Linked DNA regions of Homo sapiens: region 2 is linked to region 1. Evidence: chromatin contacts called from ENCODE Hi-C data. All regions are on one chromosome and are shown on one strand. Each heading gives the region's core, a stretch centred on a gene start or an enhancer-like site at or near the end of the contact. The rest is flanking DNA. Distances are from core to core; before and after follow the strand shown. Region 1 holds the start of ZFAND2B (zinc finger AN1-type containing 2B). Region 2 holds the start of ARPC2 (actin related protein 2/3 complex subunit 2).

Region 1 (5,647 bases), core at 1-2,500:
GGCTGGTTGGGTGCCCCTCCCCAGAGCAATCATGGTCCAGTGGATGCCGGTGCTTGATGCAGAAGTTTCGGCTACAGCGTTCACAGGTCAGTTTCATCATTTCTCGCTGCCGGCAGCCAGCGCGTTCACACTTATTGGTGAAGATCTGAGGTGAAGTGAGAAGGTTGTCTCTGCTGAGACTCTGATTAGCTGTTTGGGTTTCCAGGCATCCGTAGTCCCAGCTGGGTTGTGGCTGACCCCTACAATGTTTACCTTACGTTTTTGCTGTGCTGGATCAGAGCGACAGTCTCTGTCAATGTGCTCTCCCACAGCACGGTCAGGGGGCTCCCCTCTGGCCACAGGCACAGGCACATTACAGAGAGGGCACACAGGTACCTGGATATCCTGTAGTCAAGGAGCAAGGGTCAGTCTGTGGCCCACTCCAGTCCAACAAATCTCTGGTCCTGAAAGAACTTGGATATGACCCACCACAAACACGCAAAAAAACAGTGTTTCCCAGCACTGACAGCCTCAGAAGGACAAAAGGGAGAAGAAACGTGAGACACAGATTTGGGGGATTCTGCACGCATTCTCCATCTGCCTGCTTTCACCCTGAGGATCGCCCCCTCACCTTTTGGTAAGCAGATCCACAGTGATGCTGGGCGTAGGCCACATGGTCTGCGCAGAAGATGCCTGAGCAGGCATCACACTTAAGCGGCAGAAAATCTGCAAAGAGTTGGTCGGATTGCAGGTCCAGCGGGACCTCGATGTCCTTCTCTCTCACTCAAGTCTTCCACTCGGGAAGGAAAACGCCACCCTATTTTCGACACACCGCCCCTTCCCAAGCCCATTACCTCCTTGGCCACGCCCCCTCTGCCGCTGACCACCCCCCCCCAGCTTCAAGCCCCGCCCCCCGGCATTGCCAGCCTGGGAGCCCACCCTTCCCTCCCAACCTGCGGTTCAAAGTCCCTGTCCGCTGGGCCCCGCCCCCCGCGCGCTCCGCCCCTCACCCAAGCGCTGACAGCTCGGCTCCGAACAGTGAGCGCCGAGGTCCGGAAACTCCATCGCCAAGCCGGGCAGGGTCTGCTAGGAGAAGCGACGAGTGCTGAGCGTCTTTAGGGCTCGTGCTCGAAGTCCGCACCGCGACCCCGCACTCTGGCGGGCTCCCTGCCCCGCCCCTTCCTCTCCCCCGCCCAGCCCGGGTTACCGGAGCCCCCGCGCCAGCCGGCCCCCGGCGCCCGCTCCTCCCTCGGCGCGCGCGGCGCGCTGACGTCATCCCGCAGGGCTGGCGCGTCCGGCGCAGTCTCCGGGCAGCCGGGGAGGGCCTCGGTTGAGCCCCGCCCCGCCTCGCCTTGCTCTAGAAGGCTGAGTCGGAAGACTGTCCCGAGGCGAGAGGGTGTTGATGCGCGGCTCCGCCACCCTGGGCGCGGGCGTAGCTCCGCAGAGGAAGGCCAGCGAAGGCAAAGACGGATATCTTGGGGGATGGAAGGCTGGGTGGTTTGGGGTCTTTCACAATTCGGTCCTTAGCCCGCTTCACACACGATGCCCTCCTCCTGGCCATTTTGTTCACGGCCACGGCTGCCCTTCGCCTCCACGAGCTGACAGCTCCTGTATTTCTCTGAAGTACAGACGTCTCTAGAGCTGCAGATCCCTCCTCAGTCTGAACTAGGCGCACCTGCTATGTGATCTTACTTCTTCCATTCTAGCACCCATATCACTAATGCGACCAACCCCTATATGAGCATACTGGGAAATCAGGAACCACGTCTACCTTGTTTCGTGTTAGGTCCCAGCACCTAACAGTGCCTAGAACAGTGTGGTCCTCAGTCTTTAGTGTGAATCCAAATCGCCTACGGAGCTAGTTTAAAATGCGGATTTCCGGGCCCTGGAGCTTCTAATTCAGTAGGAAGCACCTGAAGGAATTCTGACACAGATTGCCATGCACCACACTCTGAAAAACCCTAGCCTAGAATATTCTTAGTAATTATTGAATGTAGCCAGGACTACAGGCACAAGCCACCGTGCTCAGCTAATTTTTAATTTTGTAGAAATGGGGTTGGGGAGGGGTCTCTCTTTGTTGCCCAGATTGGTCTCGAACTCCTGGCCTTAAGTGATCCTCCTGCCTTGGCCTCCCAAAGTGCTGGGATTACAGACGTGAGCCACCACACCTGACCAATATAATTTTTTTTTTTTTGAGACACAGTGTCACTCTTGTCACCCAGGCTGGAGTGCAGTGGCATGATCTCGGCTCACTGCAACCTCTGCTTCCCGGGTTCAAGCGATTCTCCTGCCTCAGCCTCCCAAGTAGTTGGGACTACAGGTGCACACCACTGCGTCCAGCTAATTTTTGTATTTTTAGAGACGGCGTTTCACCATGTTGCCCAGGCTGGTCTCGAACTCCTGACCTCGTGATCTGCCCGCCTCGGCCTCCCAAAGTGCTGGGATTACAGGCATGAGCCACCACTCCCAGCCAATATTCTTTTTATTTTAAATTGCATCCAGGACTTTATAAATGCTTTTATTTTGTTTCAATATATAACTGTCAGATTTCAAATAATTTTTTCCCAGTCTCATTATAATCATTTGGTTCTAAGAATTTTGTTTATTCATTTTTTTTCCTCTCTATATTCATCAGTACAATTTAGAATTGTAGGCTTCCAGTCCCGGCATGGTGGCTGACGCTTGTAATTTCAGCACTTTGGGAGGCTGACGCAGGAGGATCGCTTGAGCCTAGGAGTTCCAGCCTGGGCAACATAGTGAGACCCTGTCTCTACAAAAATAGAAAGAATTGTAGGCTTTCAGTTTGGAGAAACGTGTATGGAGCAGACTAAACAAAGATAAACACTGCCTCTCTCCCCACTCCCACTTTACAAATGCTCAGATAACCAAAGCCTTGTGGAACTCAAAAAATAAAAATCTTCGGATCTCATTTTTGAGCATGAGCCAGAATGCTTGAAGTGCAAATGTAGTCATTTGTTCTTATGTTGCTATACAGAAATACCTCGCTAGGCATGGTGGCTCATGCCTGTAATCCCATCCCTCGGAGGCCAAGGTGGGAGGGTCACTCGAGTCCAGGAGTTTGAGACCAGCCTGGGCAACATAGTAAGACCTCCCTCTCTACAAAAAAAATTTTTAAAAAGTTAGCTGGGCATGGTGGCATCCACCCGTTGTCCCAAATACTCGAGAGGCTTTGGTGGGAGGATTGCTTGAGCCTAGGAGCTCGAAGTTGCAGTGAGCTATGATTGTACCACTGTGCTTCAGCTGGATAACAAAGTGAGACCCTGTCTTTAAAAAAAAAAAAAAATCTGAGGCTGGTTGATTTATAAAGAAAGAGGTTTAATTTATTCATGGTTCTGCAGACTGCATAGGAAGCATGGTGCCAGCATCTGCTCAGCTTCTGGTGAGGCCTCAGGAAGCTTCTAATCATTGCAGAAGGCCTAGGGGGAACAGGCATGTCACATGGCAAGAGTGGGAGCAAGAGAGAGAAGAGGGAGGTCCCAGAGTCTTTTCAAAACCAGATCTGATGTGAACTGAGTGAGAATTCACTCATCACCAAGAGGATGGCACTAAGCCATTCATGAGGGGTCCACTCTCAGGTTCCAATCACCTCCTGCCAGGTCCCACCTCTGACATTGGGAATACATTTCTTTTTCTTTTCTTTTTTTTTTTTTTTTTTTCTTTTTTGAGACAGAATCTCACTCTGTCGCCCAGGCTGGAGTGCAGTGGCACAGTCTCAGCTCACTGCAACCTCCGCCTCCCGGGTTCATACCATTCTCCTGCCTCAGCCTCCCAAGTAGCTAGGATTACAGGCGCATGCCACCACGCCCGGCTAATTTTTTGTATTTTTAGGAGAGATGGGGTTTCACCGTGTTAGCCAGGATGGTCTCGATCTCCTGACCTCGTGATCCGCCCGCCTCGGCCTCCCAAAGTGCTGGAATTACAGGCATGAGCCACTGCGCCCGGCGGGAATACATTTCAACATGAGATTTGGAGGGGACACATATCCAGACCATATCATGCCATAACAGACTTACCTCAGAGACCCCAGCGACCACGATAAAAGTGAATGAAGCTCTCACGGTAGTATCTCTCTTCCCAGGCAAATATTTTTCTGACTGATGGGTTATAGTCCTGACTAAGCTCTCTGTGCTGATTACCAGCCCAGGGGCTTTCTCACTGGGTGATGTTCTCATCCCACGATTTAAAAAGAGTGCCCGCACAAACCAAAGTCACCATTCCCCAATGTAGCCTCCTTGCTTCCTGAATAAAAGAAGCCAGGAGAACACTGAGAGAGAAATCAAATAACATTTTGCAACTTGAATTAGCTATTTTAGGAGATATCAATTAACAACTGAGCATTACTTAAGTCTCTTTTATTGTAGACCAACAAAGCATACACAGACCTGCTAAGCAGCCTTGCGCTTTAGCTGTGGGTAACTGAGCTGCAGCCTCTCATTGGGACAGTAGACATAGGTTCCTCTAAAATTCGCAGGCATAGTCATAGCCAGACGCCAGTTATTTTAGCTTTAGCAGGTCTAAAGCAGACAAGGTCAAACTGAGGATAGCCAGAAAAGGTGTCTTGGCTCCAATTCAACTTGAATATTAGTTTAATGGTATTTGTCTCAGTGGTTTTCCGCCTCTCAATTGACTCTTAGTGAAACAGTGCATATAGAAATGGAAGGAAAAGGCCAGGCACGATGGCTCATGCCTATAATCCCAACACTTTGGGAGGCTGAGGTGGGCAGATCACCAGAAGCCAGGAGTTCAAGACCACCCTGGCCAACATGGTGAAACCCTGTCTTTACTAAAAATACAAAAATCAGCCAGGCATGGTGGCAACAGAGCGAGACTATGTCTCAATTAATAAAGAAACAGGAAAAAAAAGAAATGGAAAGAAAAACTAGCACTTATTGTTGTGTCCTGCTCTTCCTCATGTGTTAGCTTATTTAATCCCCTGTGAAAATCCTTTGAAGTAGGCCGGGCACGGTGGCTCACGCCTGTAATCCCAGCACTTTGGGAGGCCAAGGCGGGCAGATCACAAGGTCAGGAGATCGAGACCATCCTGGCTAGCACGGTGAAACCCTGTCTCTACTAAAAATACAAAAAATTAGCTGGGCGTGGTGGCGGGCACCTGTGGTCCCAGCTACTCGGGAGGCTGAAGCAGGAGAATGGCGTGAACCCAGGAGGCGGAGCTTGCAGTAAGCCGAGATTGTGCCACTGCACTCCAGCTTGGGCAACAGAGTGAGACTCTGTCTCAAAAAAAAAAAAAAAAAAAGAAAGAAAATCTTTTGAAAAAGATATCATGTATCCCCATTTTGCAGATAAAAAATCTGAAGTTGAGAGAGATTAAATTACTTGCTACGAAGTCAGAATCTGGACCTAAATTTTTGTATTGTCTTCAGTTCTATGTTCTTTCCATCATACAAATTTGCCTCCCAAAAATCTACTCTTGGACCCTCCTTAACTACTGAAAAGAGGAATCTTTTTTTTTTTTTTTTGAGATGGAGTATCGCTCTGTCGCCCAGGCTGGAGTGCAGTGGCATGATCTCAGCTCACTGCAACCTCTGCCTCCTGGGTTCAAGCAACTCTCCTGCCTCAGCCTCCCAAGTAGCTGGGACTACAGGCGCCCGCCACCACACCCGGCTAATTTTTAGTAGAGATGGGGTTT
Region 2 (5,542 bases), core at 2,238-4,737, 990 kb after region 1:
GTAGGAGGCCACTGGTGAGAAGATCCAGCAGGATGATCTGAGAGGAATCATTAAAAAAAAAAAAAATCAACTTCAAATGGAAAATTAATGCAACTATATTCTGAAGTATATGCCACAGAACTATTTTTAAGACCATCTCATGCTTTCATTTTCAGAAGCTGGAACAGTGCTAATAGAACTTTGCAATAATGGAAATGTTCCATGTCTGTGCTAAATACAACAGCTACCAGCCACATGTGGCAAATGAGCACCAGAAATGTGGCTAGTGTGACCGAGGAACTCAATTTTATTTCAACTTAATTTTTACTTAAATTTAGCCAGCCACTTTGTATGGCTATCTTATTGGACATCACAGAGATGGAAGATGCACTCTGGAAAAGGCTGCTCCGAACTGTAATTTCCCCCATCGGTTTATTCTGAGAAGTGCAAAAAGTAGGGTGGAGCTGACCTCTCCTAGCAGGTTCCCACACCAGCAAAGCCTTTCAAATCTCCAGGGTTTCTCCTCCAAACTACTCCCTTTAATGTCTTTCTCTGATCTCCACCCCAACACCTTTCACCCCTTAGCACCTCCCTAACTTGGCTAATAGGCTCTCAGAGAGGCCCCTTTTTTTCTGTTGCTGCCTGGGCTGAGCACTGGTAGAATCCCATACATGTTTATGATAACCACACTAGGCAAACTCTGCTGTAAGTTCTGGAATAGGCATGCACCTTGCCTTACCTTACTGGAATGTCTGATAATTTACATTTGCTTCATTCGGGCTTCTACTGGGTGATACATCTGTAATCCCAGGAGAGCCCTGCCTACCAGGCACAATATCATGGTCTCTTTTTTTTTAAAGATTTTCAAAGTTTCAAATTTTCAGCAGAATGTTTTGAGCCTGCTTATTGAAAACCACATCTCAAAGGGGGAGATGGGCCAGAATAAAAGCCTAGATTTATACACACATACACCCGCACATGTGCACAAGCATACACACCAGTGCACCCCCTATACAGCTTCCCTACAATGCATATCTTTGTAAAAAATGTCCTGAGGAAAGGAGCAGTGCTGTAATCCCAGCACTTTGGGAGGCCGAGGCGGGCGGGTCACTTGAGGCCAGGAGTTTGAGACCAGCCTGGCCAACATGGTGAAACCCCATCTCTACTAAAAATACAAATATTAGCCAGGTGTGGTAGCACGTGCTTGTAATCCCAGCTACTTGGGAAGCCGAGACATGAGACTCACTTGAGCCTGGGAGGGCGAGGTTGCAGTGAGCAGAGATCGCGCCACTGCATTCCAGCCAGTGAGAGACTCTGTCTCGGAAAAAAAAAAAAAAGTCCTGGAAGTTCTAACTTATGTCTTCCAGACTTGAGGGCCTATTTAATCCCTCCGAAATGGTTAGCTTCTCTTTTTAAGAATAATTTTCTAAAAGAAAAAGAAAGAACTGAAGTTCCGAATAATGGGCCACATTTTGGAATCACAAGTCATTAATACACAAATAGATGAGAATGTACTCCTATGTTAAAAGACATGCCTCTACTTGAAAATACACAGCCATTTATCTTGTAGATCAGCTTATAACCGCCCAGGTCTCATTCTTTGCTAGTCTGGACCTGAGAATGCATTAAGATCAGTTATGAAAATGCAGAAGTTAATTCAACTTCCTCCTATGTGTTACACTGCTCAGAAAAAAGTATACAGCAATCACCCAAAATAAGACTCTGGGCTGATTCATTTGAATATTTAAAATGCAAAGAAACTGGTAAGAGAGGCTAAGACAAGAAAGAAGCAAGTCAGCCTCAAATATAACCAACTGCAGCCCCTGGCAGGAAACAGTACTGCTCACTACACGTATTACTTCAAGGAAAGTAGTGCTTTGTTTTACAGATAAAATCTGTGGCCTTATAAAGGAGACAGGACATACTATATATTCAATTTAAATGGCAGTTAATACTTTCTAATGCCTCCAAGCCACAAGTACATTATGACCACTTAAAAATTCCCCTCTACCAATCTTCTCCCATCTGTGGATCTGCAAGCACTTTCCTATTACTAGTTCCCAGTTCACCAGAAACGGTCTGCACTTATTAACTGTGAAACCCAGATGTGAAGCCCCATGCTCATACATAGGGAAATGAGGCAAAGGGACTGGCCACAGGCCACCAAAAATTAGAACCCAAAATCCTTAGCTCATGTTTTAAATATTATACTAGAAAAGCAAAGCAGCTTTGGAGGAGCAGATTGTCTTCTACTGATTCTTGTGTTTGGCAGAGAGGCTGCCTTGGAAAGATGCCCTAAGCCCATCTTTTAAAAAGTCCAATCGTAAAGACAGGTTATCTAAGAACTTTATAGATTCTGGAGTCTTTGAAGTGTGTAACTGGGCCAGGGCTACCACAGAAGAAATCACAGACCTAGGGTCTTGATGTAAGAATTTACAAGATAACCAGATAAAGGCTAGTGGGTGAGGAGAGAGCATTAGAACCTCAAAGGAGAGATAAGGAAGGGGTGTGGAGCGAGGGACAATTGGCTTTGCTTTAAAAATATGTAACAAAATGGCCCAGTGTCTCTCACAGAAGGGTTCGGGGAAGGGAAACCAGAGATCGCGTTTTTCCGGCTCTAAGACTGGGTCGGCTTTTAGTCTTCTCTTCTGCTCCTTTTAAAGGAGATGGGGGTGGGGAACGAGAATGCTGGTGGCGATGTGGGCCTGCATCTCCTTCCCTCCTCCAGTCCTGGGAATTCCTGAAAACTCCTTCCAACCCAATTCCAAACAGGCTCTCTCTGGGTTCAGAACAATGCCGGGGAATTTCACGCAGGGAAGGGGTCCCCTTCTCGCCCCAGAGGGCAGGGGGCTACTCCGGAGCGAGTTCCGGCTCCAGGGTCCCCCACGTCCCACAGGTCTCCTGCCCTTTGGCACGCACAGCCCTCACCACTCGCTGCTTCCGCATCCCTCCTCTGAGCCTCTCCCCACGCATCTCTGCCCCTCGCCCGGCCGCGCCCAATCGCCTCCCACGTCTACCCCGCTGGGGCAGCCCCTACACCCTGCCAGGCACCCCATTTCTCTCCTCCAGGTCTGGGGGACTGGACAACATTGGGGATTAGCTGGGGTCAACTCTGCTTCCCCCGCCACCCCCGGCCCCGGGCGCGCGCTCACCCGGCGGCCGCGTTCTCGAACTTGAGCGCGAGCGTCTCCTCGATGATGCGGTTGTTCACCTCCAGCAGGATCATGGCGGCGGCTGCCCCCAGGGGAAGGAGAAACAAGGGCCGGTGAGGGTGGGTAAGGGAGGCAAGGACGGAGGGAGCGGCCCTGCTGCCCCCTGAGTGGGGCTGGGTGGGGTAGGAGGTTAGGGGAGAAGGGGAGAGGGGCCGGGGTGGAGGGAAGGGTAAGACGAACGCGCTGGCCCACGCACGCAGACTGTGGAGACACCCACCCACCCAACCGACCTGGCCCCCGAAGCCTGAACCCGCCTGCCGAGCCGCCGCCGCCGCCGCCACTGCCGCTTCACCGACAAGCCCGGTCCCCGCCCAGCCCCCGGCTCTAGCCGGCCACTTCCGCTCTCACACCCACTTCCGCTCGCCGCCTGGACGCGCGGCCCCGCGGCGCCATTTCCGCTTCAACCACTCGTGAACGCGAGCGCAGGCGCGCCGGAGGAAACGGAGGCTGCGCTTGCGTATGTGTGATGCCGCCGCCCCACCGTCTACTTTCCCACCGACCCCGCTTACGTCTACCGCCTACCAGTGCGTCCCCCGCGGAGCTGTCATTCCCCGAGGCTTGCCTGACTGTTCAGCTTCTCTCTCCCGCTTGTCCCAGAGATCCAACTCCATTCTTCCGGTCTTGTCATTTCAGAAACCTCGCAAGAAGCTCGCCCTTGTCGTCTCCCAGCGGGCTTCTTAGCTCCCAGCTTGTTTGATGGGGGTGCCTCTTTTTCTTTCCAGGTATAGCTGTCCAGCGACACCATCATGCATTCATTTCTCCAACAAACATTTTCATGGGCTCTTGCTCTATACTGGGGATGTAGTGGTAAATGAAATGGACGAGGCCCTGCCCTCGTGGAACTTACAGTCTGGCAAAGGAAACAGACAATAAAATTCTCAGTTGTCTAAGGAGGCAGAGATGCATGGGGAGAGGATCAGAGTAGGGATGCGGAAGCAGCGAGTGGTCAGGAGTGTGCGTGCCAAAAGGCAGGAGACCTGTGGGACGTGGGGGCAGCTGGGGCCGGAACTTGCGCTGGAGGAACACCCCTTGCCTGCTGGGGCGAGAAGAGGACCCTTTCCTTGGGTGAAATTCCCCATATTGTTAAAAGGACAATTAAAGAAATGAAAGAGAGGTCACCTGGGTGAATAGGCAACTTAGATGGGCCTCCCTGTGTTCCTGTCATGCCTCCAATTCTGCGTCCAGGTGTCCGGAACACATTTTTTTCTGCCTTTGAAACCTTCCAGTACCTCTGGCAGAGATATACCATACCCTCCTTGTTACCTGCGTGCGGAATCTTAACTCATCGTTGTGCTACATCTGCACCTTCTGCCTTTGTGCCTTGTTTTGTGTTTTCCCTCCTCCGGGGAGAATATAATAAACTTAGCTGAGTCCGTTCTACATACAAGGAAATAATTTATTTTCTGCTATGTGTTTGGGGATGGGGATAAAAAAATGAACAAGAAACTAGCTCCTATCATTAAGGCACAGATAGCCCTTTGAAACATTACTTAACGGGCTATGGATAAGCTTCAGGATATTGCTGATCCCCTAAAATTATACGCTAACTTAAATTTTTTTTTTTTTGAGACAGAGTCTTGCACTCTTGCCCAGGCTGGAGTGCAATGGCATGATCTCGGCTCACTGCAACCTCTGCCTCCCCGGTTCAAGCGATTCTCCTGCCTCAGCCTCCCAAATAGCTGGGATTAAAGGTGCCTGCCACCATGCCCTTTTAATGTTTTGTATTTTTAGTAGAGACGGGGTTTCACTATGTTGGTCAGGCTGGTCTCGAACTCCTGACATCATGATCCTCCTGCCTCGACCTCCCAAAGTGCTGGGATTACAGGCGTGAGCCACCATGCCCGGCCTTTTTTTTTTTTTTTTTTTAATTTGAGATGGTGTCTCACTCTTGTCACCCAAGCTGGAGTGACGTTGCTATCTCTGCTCACTGCCCGCCTCCCGAGCTCAGGTGATCCTCCTGCCTCGGCCTGCCAAATAGCTGGGACTATAGACATGCACCACCAAGCTGGGCTAATTTCTGTATATTTTGTAGAGACGGGGTTTGGCCGTATTGGGCACGCTGGTCTCAAACTCCTGGGTTCAAGTGATCCACCTGCCTTAGCCTCCTAAAGTGCTGGGATTACAGGCGTGAGCCACCATGCCCGACCGATAAGCTAGCTTTGTAACATTAATGACTATTGAACTAAAATAATGTTTATAAATTGTTTAAAATATGTATGCTTATAATACTAAAAGGCTTGTAATGAAAAAAGCAGTTCCCTGTCCTACTCTTTGGAGGCAATATGCTCAACTCTTTCACAAATTCATCCTGATATTTACCTTCATAATCCCTTTCTTTCTTTCTTTCTTTC

The links. A loop is a pair of places that touch in the nucleus more often than their neighbours do. Pooled maps may share reads with other maps.
Region 2: a loop to region 1 is called in a pooled map, with 7 times the contacts of the local background. The contact joins the promoter of ARPC2 here to the promoter of ZFAND2B in region 1. A Hi-C loop is called at or near these places in 6 of 50 pooled maps.

What each region holds. Positions count from the first base shown.
Region 1 is chr2:219,202,385-219,208,031 of GRCh38, reverse strand. ZFAND2B (zinc finger AN1-type containing 2B) reads right to left here and starts at 1,250. Exons shown (of 9, transcript NM_138802.3): 1 at 990-1,250; 2 at 611-705; 3 at 253-384; 4 at 1-145. The coding sequence starts at 1,044. RefSeq lists enhancers at 1-291, 1,409-1,658 and a silencer at 959-1,358.
Region 2 is chr2:218,215,134-218,220,675 of GRCh38, reverse strand. It overlaps ARPC2 (actin related protein 2/3 complex subunit 2), which reads right to left and starts at 3,487. Exons shown (of 11, transcript NM_152862.3): 1 at 3,422-3,487; 2 at 3,132-3,213. The coding sequence starts at 3,205. LOC101928487 (a long non-coding RNA gene) reads left to right here and starts at 3,490. Exons shown (of 2, transcript XR_923908.2): 1 at 3,490-3,648; 2 at 3,825-4,575. RefSeq lists a silencer at 3,304-3,353 and an enhancer at 2,875-3,478.